Regions from separate parts of the Homo sapiens genome. Here regions 1 and 2 are each linked to region 3. A link is a contact called in ENCODE Hi-C or POLR2A ChIA-PET data. All regions are on one chromosome and are shown on one strand. Each heading gives the region's core, a stretch centred on a gene start or an enhancer-like site at or near the end of the contact. The rest is flanking DNA. Distances are from core to core; before and after follow the strand shown.

What was found. A loop is a pair of places that touch in the nucleus more often than their neighbours do. ChIA-PET counts read pairs that join two places held with the same protein, here RNA polymerase II (POLR2A). Pooled maps may share reads with other maps.
Region 1: a pooled map shows a loop between it and region 3 (18-fold over the local background). The contact joins the promoter of ODC1 here to the promoter of RNASEH1-DT in region 3. A Hi-C loop is called at or near these places in 5 of 50 pooled maps.
Region 2: a map with no recorded cell type shows a loop between it and region 3 (12-fold over the local background). The contact joins the promoter of ADAM17 here to the promoter of RNASEH1-DT in region 3. A Hi-C loop is called at or near these places in 1 of 37 single-sample maps with no recorded cell type and 7 of 50 pooled maps. POLR2A ChIA-PET finds 5 or more read pairs at or near these places in 1 of 52 experiments (B cell).

The regions. Positions count from the first base shown.
Region 1 is chr2:10,445,085-10,449,642 of GRCh38, forward strand. It overlaps ODC1 (ornithine decarboxylase 1), which reads right to left and starts at 3,243. Exons shown (of 12, transcript NM_002539.3): 1 at 3,037-3,243; 2 at 71-180. It overlaps SNORA80B (small nucleolar RNA, H/ACA box 80B), which reads right to left and starts at 1,765; the gene lies at 1,630-1,765. RefSeq lists silencers at 1,180-1,409, 2,634-4,113 and an enhancer at 2,424-2,513.
Region 2 is chr2:9,553,500-9,557,450 of GRCh38, forward strand. It overlaps ADAM17 (ADAM metallopeptidase domain 17), which reads right to left and starts at 2,331. Exons shown (of 19, transcript NM_003183.6): 1 at 2,010-2,331. The coding sequence starts at 2,106. RefSeq lists silencers at 1,341-1,635, 2,250-2,539, 2,770-2,989, 2,961-3,255.
Region 3 is chr2:3,556,505-3,560,958 of GRCh38, forward strand. RNASEH1-DT (RNASEH1 divergent transcript) reads left to right here and starts at 1,882. Exons shown (of 3, transcript NR_038429.1): 1 at 1,882-2,494; 2 at 2,944-3,225. RNASEH1 (ribonuclease H1) reads right to left here and starts at 1,829. Exons shown (of 8, transcript NM_002936.6): 1 at 1,629-1,829; 2 at 285-400. The coding sequence starts at 1,756. RefSeq lists silencers at 1,491-1,590, 1,961-2,280 and enhancers at 1,681-1,930, 3,595-4,454.

The sequences.
Region 1 (4,558 bases), core at 1,993-4,492, 6.9 Mb after region 3:
TTCACTTAGAAGCCTTAGCAATACAATTCTTAAGATTAACCTGCAACATAAATGTAAACTGAATACTTACATGGAAAACTAAGAGATGGAATTGAAAGAAATATTTCCAGCTTCTCACAAAGGCAACTCTCCAGGAATTCCAAATCCCTCTGCGTGTGCCCTTGGAACAGCAGTGACAATCTGAGAAATAAAATAGGGAATTTGCTGTCTACCTTAGGAACACATCGAGTTGAAGATGGGGCACTGGCTGAGCACACGCAGAGCTAATCATGCCCCGGATATGAACCACTCACTGGCCTGGTCATCCTAATTATTACTAGGCATAAGGTACATGATTCCATAAACCTTGGCAGTATAAGGACACAACAAAAAATACCAGGTTTTTCCAAGGCAGCACACTAAGCATTTCAAATATTTGTACCAAAAAAATCTAGCATGCAAGTTTCAGAAGCTTATCTGCACTTAGCTCACTGATATGGAAAAAAGTCTTATAATGGTCTGATTTATTTCAGAGCAGTTTCAGTTCCTTAGAAACTTAAAATAGCATTATAGACTTTTTTATTTTTTTTGAGACAGAGTCTCACGCTGTCACCCAGGCTGGAGTGCAGCGGTGCAATCTTGGCTCACTGCAACCTCTGCCTCCCGGGTTCAAGCGATTCTCCTGCCTCAGCCTCCCCAGCAGCTGGGATTACAGGCGCCTGCCACCATGCCCGGCTAATTTTTGTGTTTTTAGTAGAGACAGGATTTCACCACGTTGTCCAGGTGGGTCTCAAACTCCTGACCCCAGGTGATCCACCCGCCTCGGTCTTCCAAAGTGCTGGGATTACATTATAGCCTTTATACACAGCCATACAAACATTTCCTACTTCCACTAAGTCTTAGAATGATTTTTACTGACCAACAGGCATCATGGAAATGTCTGGAGCATTTGAGATTTTACGAGTTAATTTTCATGTATTAGCTGGGTATATACTTCTTAAAAACTGTAATCTTCAAGTCAACTTATCACATTGTATTACAGTTGCTGTTACCTGATCAGAATTCAGTATTTTTTTTTTTTTTTTTTGAGACAGAGTTTTACTCTTGTTGCCCAGGCTGGAGTGCAATGGCATGATCTCGGCTCACCTCAACCTCCGCCTCCTGGGTTCAAGCGATTCTCCTGCCTCAGTCTCCCGAGTAGCTGGGATTACCGGCATGTGCCACCACACCCGGGGCCTGGCTAATTTTATATTTTTAGTGGAGATGGCGTTTCTCCATGTTAGTCAGGCTGGTCTCCAACTCCCGACCTCAGGTGATCCGCCTGCCTCAGCCTCCCAAAGTGTTGGGATTACAGGCGTGAGCCACCACGCCCGGCTAGAACTCAGTATTCTTAAACCAGCGTTGCCTACCAAGTTTAGCAATTCCGGGAATGCCAACTGTCCTTACAGTCACTCTCGTATTTGCTTAGCTATGAGAATAATTTGGGGCTAACTTCACCAAAAAAGAAAAACAAGCAAGAACATCACTCTAGTAACAATAAAAGCCACTGTATTTTGCTTTCATCAAATGTGGCACCTTGTGAACCAGCTTTCTTAAAATTATTTATTTTAACCTTTAAAAATTTCTGCCAGGTAGAGCTTTCTTCTTTTCCACTGTGCAACCCACTTCAGTGCCAGCAGCCTACGGGCACAGAGGCCAGGCAATGGTTCGGGGACACAGTTTGCTCTGGCATGGGGTACTATGACAGGCCCAGGGTGACGGGCCTGTCATAAATCCAAACCCATGCATAGAATTTGCTTTAAAGCTCTATCTATTGTGACTGCTTGGCATTGTCAACCTCCGAAGTTGCCTAAATCACCCCTCGGAGAAGGGAAGAGAGTAACAACGCTAGCAAAACCATTTTTGTTACAGACATGGTTATATATTTTTGTTTATATGAAGAATATTTACAATTTAATAATAAATAGGCTCATGCAGTCTCGGACTGGGTCATTTGAGGCCTTATTAAATATTTTTAAGGCAATGTTCAGGCCTAAACTTGGAAAGTTTTGATTTCTTTTTAATACGCCAATACTTTTTTGCTTTTCTGTATCTTTTAAGGCGTTACTTAAGTAACTTACTTGAATATATTTTACTGAAGAACACCTTTCGGTCTTTCTGTAACAGCTAAGTTATTTAAAATGGTCAATCAATTAGCACAAGAGGATAATGTTAGAAGAGATAGGGGCTAATTCAAACAAACTTTGAAAAAAATTTCACAAATCAATTAAAGTCTGCCCAATTTTATGTTTAAACAAAGTCAGCCAACACATTCTTTGTCCTCCCCAGACATTCCTGAGAGGTTCTGCCTTCTACACTTTCACCAATTATTTCGACTTCGCAAACAGCACAATCAGCCTTTTCTGCAAACCTTAGGGCTGTCTCCCCTGTGTATGTCCGTTCATCTAAGCCAAGCTTTTCCGAAATCACCGAGTCATTCACAGTCCTTAAATAAACACCTCTAAGTCATGGCCGAGCATCTAATATCACAGCTACTACAGCAAGACTATCTTAGCTCTACCCACTCTCGCGGGTTTCCAAATTGGTGTCATCTGCTCTGTAGACACAGCGAAAATAAAAACTGGAAGGAAACTGAAGGCGCCAAGGCCGGGGCCCGCTCGTCTGTACCAAGGCGAGCCCGGGCTCTGCGCCCCTGCACCTGCTGCGCGGCCGCCAGGGCCTCCCCAACGGCTCCCCGGCCAGCGCGCGGCCGCCGAAGGGTTGGGAAAGAGGCCGGCGCGGGGCCGCAGGGTCTCCGGGTGGGTCTCCCCTAGGCCCCTCCAGCCCCGAGCTGTGAAGACGGGGGCAGAACGAGGCGCCCGGATCACCCTTATCCAGCCGCGGGAGAACCCCGGGCCGGGAGGAAGCGGCGCCTCAAGGTCGTGGCCCGCTCGGCGACCACGTGTCTCCGCAGGCCGGCGAGGCGCGCCGCACACGTGCCCGGGGCCCGGGGCCCGCAGCCCGCCCCGGCTCCCGCCCTCGCTCCCTCCCTTCCTCCGCGGCCGGGGAGTCCCTCACCTCAGAGCGCCCAGGCGCCGCAGGCCAGCCCCATGGGGAAGCGCAGACGCCGGAGCCTGAGTCGCAGCCGCAGGAGCGCTCGGCCGCCCCCGCCGCGCCCGTCAGCGCCTGGCTCCCGCCCGCCGGAGACGCCGGCCCGAGGTGGCGCCGGAGCTGCTGGCAGAGGGGCGGCGGGCGGCGGCGGCGGCGGCTACAGGAGGGACTGACAAAGCCCCACGGCACGCCGCTCCCTACTTATAGCACCGGCGGGTCGCCATGGAGACGCACCAGCTCAAACCAGCCACGATCGGTTCCGGCCGGGACACCGCCGGGGGAGGGGCGGGGGCCCGGCGGTGGCCAACCCGGGCCCGCGCGGAGCTGGTGGGGCGCCGGCGGGCCGACGTCAGCCGAGCCGAGCACCGCCTGCCCCACGCGTGGCCCCCGCCCCCGGCTTCGCGCCCCGCCCTCCCCGCCCTGCGGCCGCCTCTCCCCGCCCTCCCCGCCCTGCGGCCGCCTCGCCCCGCCCCGCCCTGCGGCGGTCTCGCCCGCCTGGAACTGGTCCGCGCACGCGCACGACGCCGCAGGCCCCGGCCCCGGCCCGCGGCAGCTGAACGGCAGAGCCTGTAGCTGCACAGCTGTGCTTCCACCTGGCGTTCAGTACCTCGTGCCCGAGAGCGGAAAAGGGAAATCGCGAGCGGAGGACCGATGTGCTGGCCACGTGGGCCCCGCCGGGCCGACTCCGGACCCTGCTGCCGCCCATTCCTCCGGTGCAAGGGACCTGGAAGTGATCCCGGTGCCGCTCTGCTCCCACCAGCTAGGGAGCAGAGGCGCGGGAGGGAAGGGGCGTCCCGGGGGTCGCCAGCACGCTGCGGGCAGGGCTGGCAGCCGCCTCCACGCCCCCGCGCTGGAAGCCTCGTCTTTGTAACATCGAGGTATCCTGTAACTAGATGGGTCCTGGCCTGCGGAGGTAGTTTCCCCTGTGAAGCCAGGGACTCAGCCAGGAGCGTGAGGGGACCCGGATCCTGAGTCTCCAAGCCGCCCACTACCCTCTGCTTTACCGGATGGAACTCATCAGTAACTAGGTATCTTTAAGGGCGGCTCCCTGGCGCGCTCTGAGAGTTACGGAAGTCCCAAAATGCTTTGACCGAAAACGTCTAAACAGTGAATACATAAAGCAAAAAGCCGCGTGGGAAATTCGAGTCCCTAGGAGCGCCCAGGGGACGCCTCTGGAGGTGGACTGCCACTCACTCCAGGCCACGCTGGAATGCCCGCACCAGGGAGGCACTGCACTTGAATTGGGGACACTTTTTTTTTTTTTTTTCATTTTTACCTTTCATTCCCTTTTGGACAATCCAGACAGGATATGTCTCTCCCTAGGGTGGGGATTTCGACTCCTTAGGGTGGGAGTACAGCCGATGAAGAGTTAAGGAGAGGAGTGGGTAGATCTAGATCTAGCCTTGGGTGGGTGGGGGCGGGGTTGGAGGAGCTCAGAGCACTGGCCCAGCGCTGCCCCCAACTTGCTGTGTGCTCTTGGACAAGTTAT
Region 2 (3,951 bases), core at 1,081-3,580, 6.0 Mb after region 3:
CCCATCTCTACTAAAAATACAAAAAATTAGCCGGACGTGGTGGCACATGCCTGTAATCCCAGCTACTTGGGAGGCTGAGGCAGGAGAATTGCTTGAACCCGGGAGGCGGAGGTTGTGGTGAGCTGAGATGACGCCATTGCACTCCAGCCTGGGCAACAAGAGCAAAACACTGCCTCAAAAAAAAAAAAAAAGAAAGAAAAAGAAAAGAAAAGAAAAAAGAAAAGTCTATGCATTCTTCTGGCACAGGTGGTCTGCATTTTGCAAATAAAAAACAAACACATGGGCCAGGAGCGGTGGTTCATGCCTGTAATCCCAGCACTTAGGGAGGCCCAGGTGGGCGGATCACGAGGTCAAGAGTTCTAGACCAGCCTGGCCAACATGGTGAAACCCCGTCTCTACTAGGAATACAAAAATTAGCTGGGCGTGGTGGCACATGCCTGTAATCCCAGCTACTCAGGAGGCTAAGGCAGGTGAACTGCTTGAACCCCGGGAGGCGGAGGTTGCAGTGAGCTGAGATCGCGCCACTGCACTCCAGCCTGGGCAACAGAGCAAGACTCTGTCTTGGAAAAAAAAAATGGTCTAAAAAACCTTACGATCTGCAAATGTTATGAATTGATCTAGAAAGTAATGTTTCTCTTTAAACTGTATGCTTCCTTGGGACTCATGCTTATTTTTACCTACGAACAACAGATTAATAACATAAGTGAAACAGTTGTGTCAGGGTGGTGCAAATATAATTTTAATATCTCAAAATACATATTTATTCTTTTTACTAACATTTATCCTTAAAATGAAGACCCTTACCCTATCCCTCCATCCTAACCACAATCCTACCTCAAAATGTCCTTCAATTTGTACTGACTTACCACTTCTCAGCACTTCCTAACAAGATCCCTTGCCTTTCATTAGTCACTTGTAATCCATTTCAATCGGAAAGAATCATAAGACAGCTGTTCAAGTGATAACACTCTCAACACCTTTAGTATCCATACCAATCCATTACAATTTCTGTCCACTAAATATAAAGAAAAAAAATACTACACATGGTATCATGGTGAAATTTGGGAACCAGTACAACCATGCAAGCCTACAATTTCACACACTGGGAAAACATTATTTCACACTTTATTACTAATTAAAGTATCTTACACGTCAATTTTTGAAAGATAAAAGGATTTTAAAATACACTAAAAGTTCACGCAAACTTACTTCCACCAAAGTTCAGATCCCTTAATGCATCTCCATCCTTAAAATCCAATCTCTCTGGAAAATCTAATGAAATAGGAACCCTCTACTTTCTAGCCTCTAAATTCATCAAACTCGTCACTCTTGATAATTTCTTTGTTTAAAAGTGCAAGGAAAGCATTCATAGTGGCAGCATCACGAGTTGGCTTACCAGGTTTCCGCCTCCCCCCATCTCCCAAGCACCTCCAATAAGCTACAATTGAAATAACCAAGAACGTGCTTAGGATGTTCGCAAAAACACAACTCTTAAGACTCCAACTCCAGTCTCCGCCTCCCAACGAGATTACTGCATAAGTACCTCCTACAGCAGAAATTCTAGTTCCCTCCTTCGAGGACCAGGAAGAATTCTGGAGCTTTGGGCCCTTCCTTTCTGGCTCTGGTAGGAACACACAACACTAGATTTGTTCCCTACTAAGGCAAGAACCCTGACCACATCTCCCTCTCCAAACAAGATCCAGCCACCCTACTCCTTACCGCTTTCCCAACACCCTCCCCGAACACAAAGCTAGGGAGCAAACCCCTCTCAGGCGCTCAGTCACTACATGGAGCCCGTCCAGTAGCCCTTTCCCACTCAGAGACAGGCCCATCTCCTTTATTCTTTCCCCAAACTCCGAGAGCCACACCCCCTTCTACACTGAAAACTTAGGGACGCGCCACCATCGCCAATACCCCGCCCCCAAACACCTGATAGACCCAGCTCCCCTGCTCTTCCCTCAAACGAGCGCTCCAGGCGCCGGCCTAAGCCAACTCCCCTGGGTCTTTACCGAGTCTCTGGTGGGGGCCGAAGCCCGGGTCATCCGGAGGTCGCGGCGCCAGCACGAAAGGAACCACGCTGGTCAGGAATAGGAGAGACTGCCTCATGTTCCCGGCCCCGCTACCGACTCCACCTCTCTGGGCAGCCTTCGCCTGACGGGGTTTCGGAAAACTGCTCACATCGGGGGAGGACGGGATCCGCCCGGCCTAGCCCCTCAATCCTCTTTTCCCTCCCGCGCCGCCTACTGGGAAGATTCTACCGCCAGGCTCGACGCCCCCAGAAGTGCAGGTGGCGTTACCAAAGGCCGGCTCAGCCAGCTTCCGGCCGCCGCTGTCCCCCGCACCACCCACAGCCGGAAGCCGGCTGCCGCGCGGCATCCCGGGAGGCTCCGCTTGCCCCGCCCCACGCCGGTGCGCCGCGGGCCTCTGGTCCGCTGCCGTGTTCGGCCCCGCCCGTCACGTCTAGCTGGGGCTCGCCCGGCGCCTTCCTGGACGCAGACGTATGAGTCCCAACTCCACCCAGTCCGGCCTGGCCTCTGTCCCCGGGTGACCGCGGAATGGGGGGGCGGGAGCTAGCGAGCAGGCCCTCAAGCGCGTCTGGCCGCCTCCTTTGTCTTGATGCCCACGTCTGGTTAGGACCCCTGCTGTCCATTTTATTAAAGGAGCTGTAGAAAGCGGCCTGGGGCCCAGCGACCTGCCCAGGGCGGACGAGGAGGCGCGACTGGCCCGATGCCGCAGGCTCTCTGCCCAGTGTGCTCAGGTGGGAGGGCGGGGACATGAATCGAGCCACAGAGTGCCCTGGGCACGGACCCCCCGCCCCCCCCGGCCCCGGGCCCCGAGCCCCGAGCCCCGAGCCCGGCCACCGAAGCCCGTGCCACTCGCCAGCTCCTGCGAGACGAGCCTTTCGAGCGCAGCTCAGGCATTTGGTTCAGGGTCCTACTGCCGGAGTCGTCTGAGGCCTCCATCCGTCTGTCGTCACGAAAAAGGTTTTGGGGGGACTAATAAGCACTTCCTGAATGCACATTTGCTCCACGCCCCTGCTGTAGGGAGAGGGTCTGCAGACACTTCAACAAATAGAATCCTAGGACCTTACCTGTGAGTACAAGAGCTGGAATCTTCCCACCAACTTCTTAAAATTCAATCCTATACTTGGTCCATTTAGCTTAGACTGGAAATTTCCCAAGGCAGTTTGTTTTGCAATCTTTTGCATGATTTTAGCTCTGTATAGTTTAGTGAATGTTTATGGTACTGAATAAAACAGTCTAAAAACGTTGGGTACATGTTGCTGTTTTATTTAGTTCAACCAAAGTTTATAAAAGTAGGACATAATACGTTTTCCACTTAAGAGTGAGACAGCCTTTATTATGAAACGGTAAATTGTTAGGAATACTAGTCCTATTCAAGTTTCAAGGCTTATTCCTAATAAAATACTCAAACTGTGGTTAAAATTTATGTTAATGGTGGTTTGCCGCAGTAAAATATCAGCGTCTTTTTCAACAATACATTGTTGGCTAAAATTAACCGGACCTGGTCTGTACATCTGAAGTATAAAATATCTTTATTAAACATACCCATTAGTGGCATACCTAGTCAAAAAGTAAGCAGAATTTCACATGCAAATTGTATACAATCTGTAAAAATTGTATTCCATAAGAATGTGACAGTTGAGTACGGTTTTTGGGGGGCTTTTTTGGTGTACCATAATAATGTCATCTGGTTTCTTTTCTGAACATCCAGTCACCATAATGTCCGGCTTGTAACTTTAGTAGATCGTAGATTGTATTATTTTGGTATCCCCAACAGCTCTTGTACAGTGCCTTGCTCATAGAAGGTACTTAGCTGTTTAGTAAATGCCGTTTAAAAAAAAAATCCCGATCCATTTTCTTTTCTTTTTTTTGGGGGGGGGTGGTGGGGGAAAGAGTTTCGCTCTTATTGCCCAGGCTGGAGTGCAAT
Region 3 (4,454 bases), core at 632-3,131:
ATGTTGGCCAGGCTGGACAAGTATTTTTTTAAAAAAAGACAAGGAATTATGGCATAAAAGGCTGAATGGAACAGGAGAGCTGAGTCCTGGCTTATCCCTAATACTGTAAGTAATATGAACCACTATTTGTAACTGCTTTCAGTCTGTTCCCTAATTTGTAAAATGAAAACAATCACACGAGGTTCCCTACATGCCTAGAGGGTAGCTATATAGATCAAATGCCATCTGGCATATGAAAGCCTTTGAATAGGTTAAAATGTCACACTGATATGAGAGGTGACTACCTTCTGAAACTTCCGGGCTTGCAGATTTCCTGACAAAGGCCCAGGCCTCATCCTCTGTGGCAAACTTCTTAAATCTGGCAGCAGGAAACCGGTCCACCTGTGCTCTGCACTCATTCCTGGAAAAGATGTGCAATGTTATTTCCTTCTTCCTTCTCTAACTTATCCCCTTTTTTATTGAGATTCTTAAGGTTGGAAATACAGTTGTCCCTTGGTATCTGAGGGAGACTGATTCCAGGAAGTCCTCCACCCCATCACAGATACCAACATCAGAGGATGCTTAAGTCCTTTGCATAAAATGGTGTATTTGCAAATAACCCACACACATCTTCTTGCATGCTTTAAATCATCTCTAGTTTATAATACCTAATACAATCTATATAGTTGTATTGTCTTTTTATGCGTATTTTAAAACTGTATTCTATTTTAATTTTTTCCAAATATTTTTGATCTATGGTTAGCTGAAACTGAGGATGCAAACTGGATATAGAGGACCAATTTTTGCGTGAAAAGGGCAGAGTCGCACCTTATAGTTTTATCCTGCACGTCAGACTCTACACCTGTGTTCTACTGTATGCCAGCCAGCCAGCACACCAGCACCATAAGGCTTTCGTCAAACTCAAAGCATAACAAAATACTGCGGTCTTTGAAAAAAATATTAACCATTTCTTTACAACAAAAAGGTCAACTTCTGAGATGCTTCTTCCTCAATACTGTAGCTGCCGTGCATGGGGAAACACAGGTAACGAACTTTGGTATCTTGTAGTGGGAAGAGTTCTGGTGGTACAGTCAGAACAGCTGGGCTCAAGTCCTTTCTCTGTCAGTTACATGCCCTGGGAACTTCCTGACCCCAAGAACTATACCTGAAAGTGAGAATAATCCCTCTCACCTCCAAGGGTTGTTACAAGGATCCAACTGCAAATACTGGCTTATTAGAATTTGCCTTTTTTAAAAGGGAAGATTAGGTACTGAGTTCCAATCCCAATTTAGCTGGTACGGAAAGTCTTCTGGTAACGGGGGTTCGTTCTGATTACGTGTCACTTTTTGTTGCACTTTAACTGCAACAAAGATGGAGGATTAAACACAGGGTTTATTAGGCCACCCCTAACCTTTACGCGACGTTTCTGATATTTCAAACAAGTCTTCGGTGCGTTCCAGTCCCAGGCCATGAGCCTCCTGGAACCCCGCCGGCCGAGCAGGAAAACGAGGCGGTCCCCCGACCACCCACAGCCACAGCGCGCGGCACAGACTCGGACCGCCAGGCTCCCGCCGCCGGGGTTAGCCGGGCTCCGGCCTCCCTCGACCCCGATGCCGGCAGGGAGGCGCCTCGGCGGGCGGGCCACTCACCAGGTCAGAAAGACCCCGGTCTTGCGGCCCCTCCTCACGGCATAGAACATCCCGAACCCGCGAGAGCCGCGGCGGCAGGGCAAGGCGGCCAAGGCGACTCTGTGGGCCAGGAACAGAAGCCAGCTCATCGCTCACTCCCGGCACCGGGAAGCATTTCGACTCCCGGCCCAGCGTGGGCGCGAGCCGCCGGCGCTCAACACCGCACTTCCGTCACCGGCGCGGGAAGATGACGCACGTCTGGGCGGAGTCCTGATGAGGGCCGGGGCCTAGGGAGGGGCGGTGTCGTAGGGCGGAGCCCGGAGCTCGGCCCCTGACGAGCCCGAACTCGTCAACTTCCTGTCGGTACTTGAAGAAGCGGAGCCAGGGCTGAGATCCCGAAGGCGGGCGAGGTCTGGGATGGGGCGGGGCCTATGGGAGCGGGGCTGAAGCCCTGGGCCCGGCAGAGGAAGGTCGAGATGGACCATGTTGGGCCCCTTCTCTCCCCGCCCCCAGGCCGCAGTTCGGGGGCCACGCCCCGGCGTGCTCGGGTCACCGCGGGAAGCCCTTGAACCCCCTGGCGCCCGGCACCCACGTGCGGTAACCGCGGCTCCTCGAGAGCTCCAGGGATGCGGATCTACAGTAAGGGCTGTGGCCAGATGAATGAATGCACATTTTTTAGTGGGCAGAAAGATGTTAGAATTCATGAATTAGAATAAGCACAAAGGAGGGCGAGAGGGGAGGCCGTGGAAGCCGCATTCCTCCCCTTGCCTTGGGCGCCCACCCCCGAAGGGGCGCGTCCCCTCCCTGCTCCACTGCACGTGGGTGTTTAACCAGGGGATATCCAGTGCCTCAAGCACCACGACCCGGGAGAAAACTGAGTTGAGAAGGTAACTTTTAGAATTCTCCCCATTTGACCTTTTGCTCTGTAAGCAAATCAAGTAATTTTAAAAGTGTTCATGGGTTGGAGGGGCGTGGTGGCTTACGCCTGTAATCTCAGCACTTTGGGAGGCCAAGGCGGGTGGATCACCAGGTCAGGAGATCGAGACCATCCTGGCCAATATGATGAAACCCTGTCTCTACTAAAAATACAAAAATTAGCCGGGCGTGGTCGCCTGCGCCTGTAATCCCAGCTACTCAGGAGGCTGAAGCAGGAGAGGCGCTCGAACTCGAGAGGTGGAGGTTGCATCTGGGCGACAGAGCGTGATTCCGTCTCAAAAAAAAAAAAAAAGTCTCCATTGGCAAACATTGTTATTCGAATTATTTTTAAACCACTTTTCTTTAATTTTCTTAAGGTCTTCTAACAAGCCTTTTGCACACCTGCCATGTATTTTGTCAGGCCTTGGGGATGAAGGTGAGAAATTCGAGAATCCCCGGAGATAACACATCAGCAAATAGTGCGCAGGCAGAACAAGCTGTTGGAGGTGAGAGACACAGAGCAGAGAAGCACCCGCACCTGGAGAGTCAGGAGGGCCTCACATCAGAACGCCTGAGCAAATACAGTTTTGAAGGATACTAATTTTTTAAAAAGTTCATTCACATGAGTTAGACAAAGAGAAAGAAGCAGGACATTCTAGGAAGAAGGAACGGCCCAGGCAAAAGCGACGCGTACATTGGCGTGGTAAGTTGTGTTCCTCTGTGAAATCGAAGAACATCTTTTTTTTTTTTTTTTTTTTTTTTTAAACAGAGTCTTGCTGTGTCGCCCAGGCTGGAGTGCAGTGGCACGATGCACGATTGGGGCTCACTGCAACCTCCACCTCCCGGGTTCAAGCATTTCTCCTGCCTCAGCCTCCCAAGTAGCTGGGATTACAGGCGCCCGCCATCACGCCTGGCTAATTTTTATGTATTTTTAGTAGAAACAGAGTTTCACCATGTTGGCCCGGCTGGTTGCGAACTCCTGACCTCAAGTGATCCGCCTGCCTCAGCCTCCCAAAGTGCTAGGATTACAGGCATTAGCCACTGTGCCTGGCCAAAGAACATCAATTTTAAACATTTCAGCTTTCCTAATTTTAATTTAAATTGGCCATAGCTTTCATTCCTCATTCCTACCTATTGCACTTCAAGACGGATTCTTATTTTAAAATAAAAAGACACACACAGCTGTCCCTAAAGTCCATTTATGACTGATCATCCTACCCTTGTGTAGATATCTGAGGAAGCCCAGAGATGCCCGGGAAGGCTCTCAGGATGACCTGACAGCTGCCCCCACCTCGTCAGCATATCTGAGGGTTGACCTACCAAGGGCTTGCTTTTCTGTGCCCACTGGCTGGTCCTGTATCACAAGGACTCATCTTCCCTGAGAAGTCCTAGGTTGGAATTACCTGAGGACGCTTGCAGGATCATCCACATGACTTTCCACAGTGCCAAAACCCTCTCTCTTCCTTCTTCCTTCCTTCCTTCCTTCCTTCCTTCCTTCCTTCCTTCCTTCCTTCTTCTTTCCTTCTTTCGTCTTTTCTTCCTTTGTTCTCTTTTCTTTCTCCTTTCTTTCTTTCTTTTCTTGTTTCTTTCTTTTCTTTCCTTTTCTTCTTTCTTTATTTTCTTTTCTTTTTTTTCCGGGTCCTACTCCAACGCCCAGGCTAGAGTGCAGTGGCATGATCTTGGCTCACTGCAACCTCTGCCTCCTGGGTTCAAGCGATTCTCCTGCCTCAGCCTCCCGAGTAGCTGGGATTACAGGCATGCGCCACCACGCCCAGCTGATTTTTGTATTTTTAGAGACAAGTTTTCACCATGTTGGTGAGGCTGGTCTTGAACTCCTGACCTCAAGTGATTTGCCCACCTCGGCCTCCCAAAGTGTTGGAATTACAGGCATGAGCCACCACGCCCGGCTGCCAAAACTATTTATTTTGACTT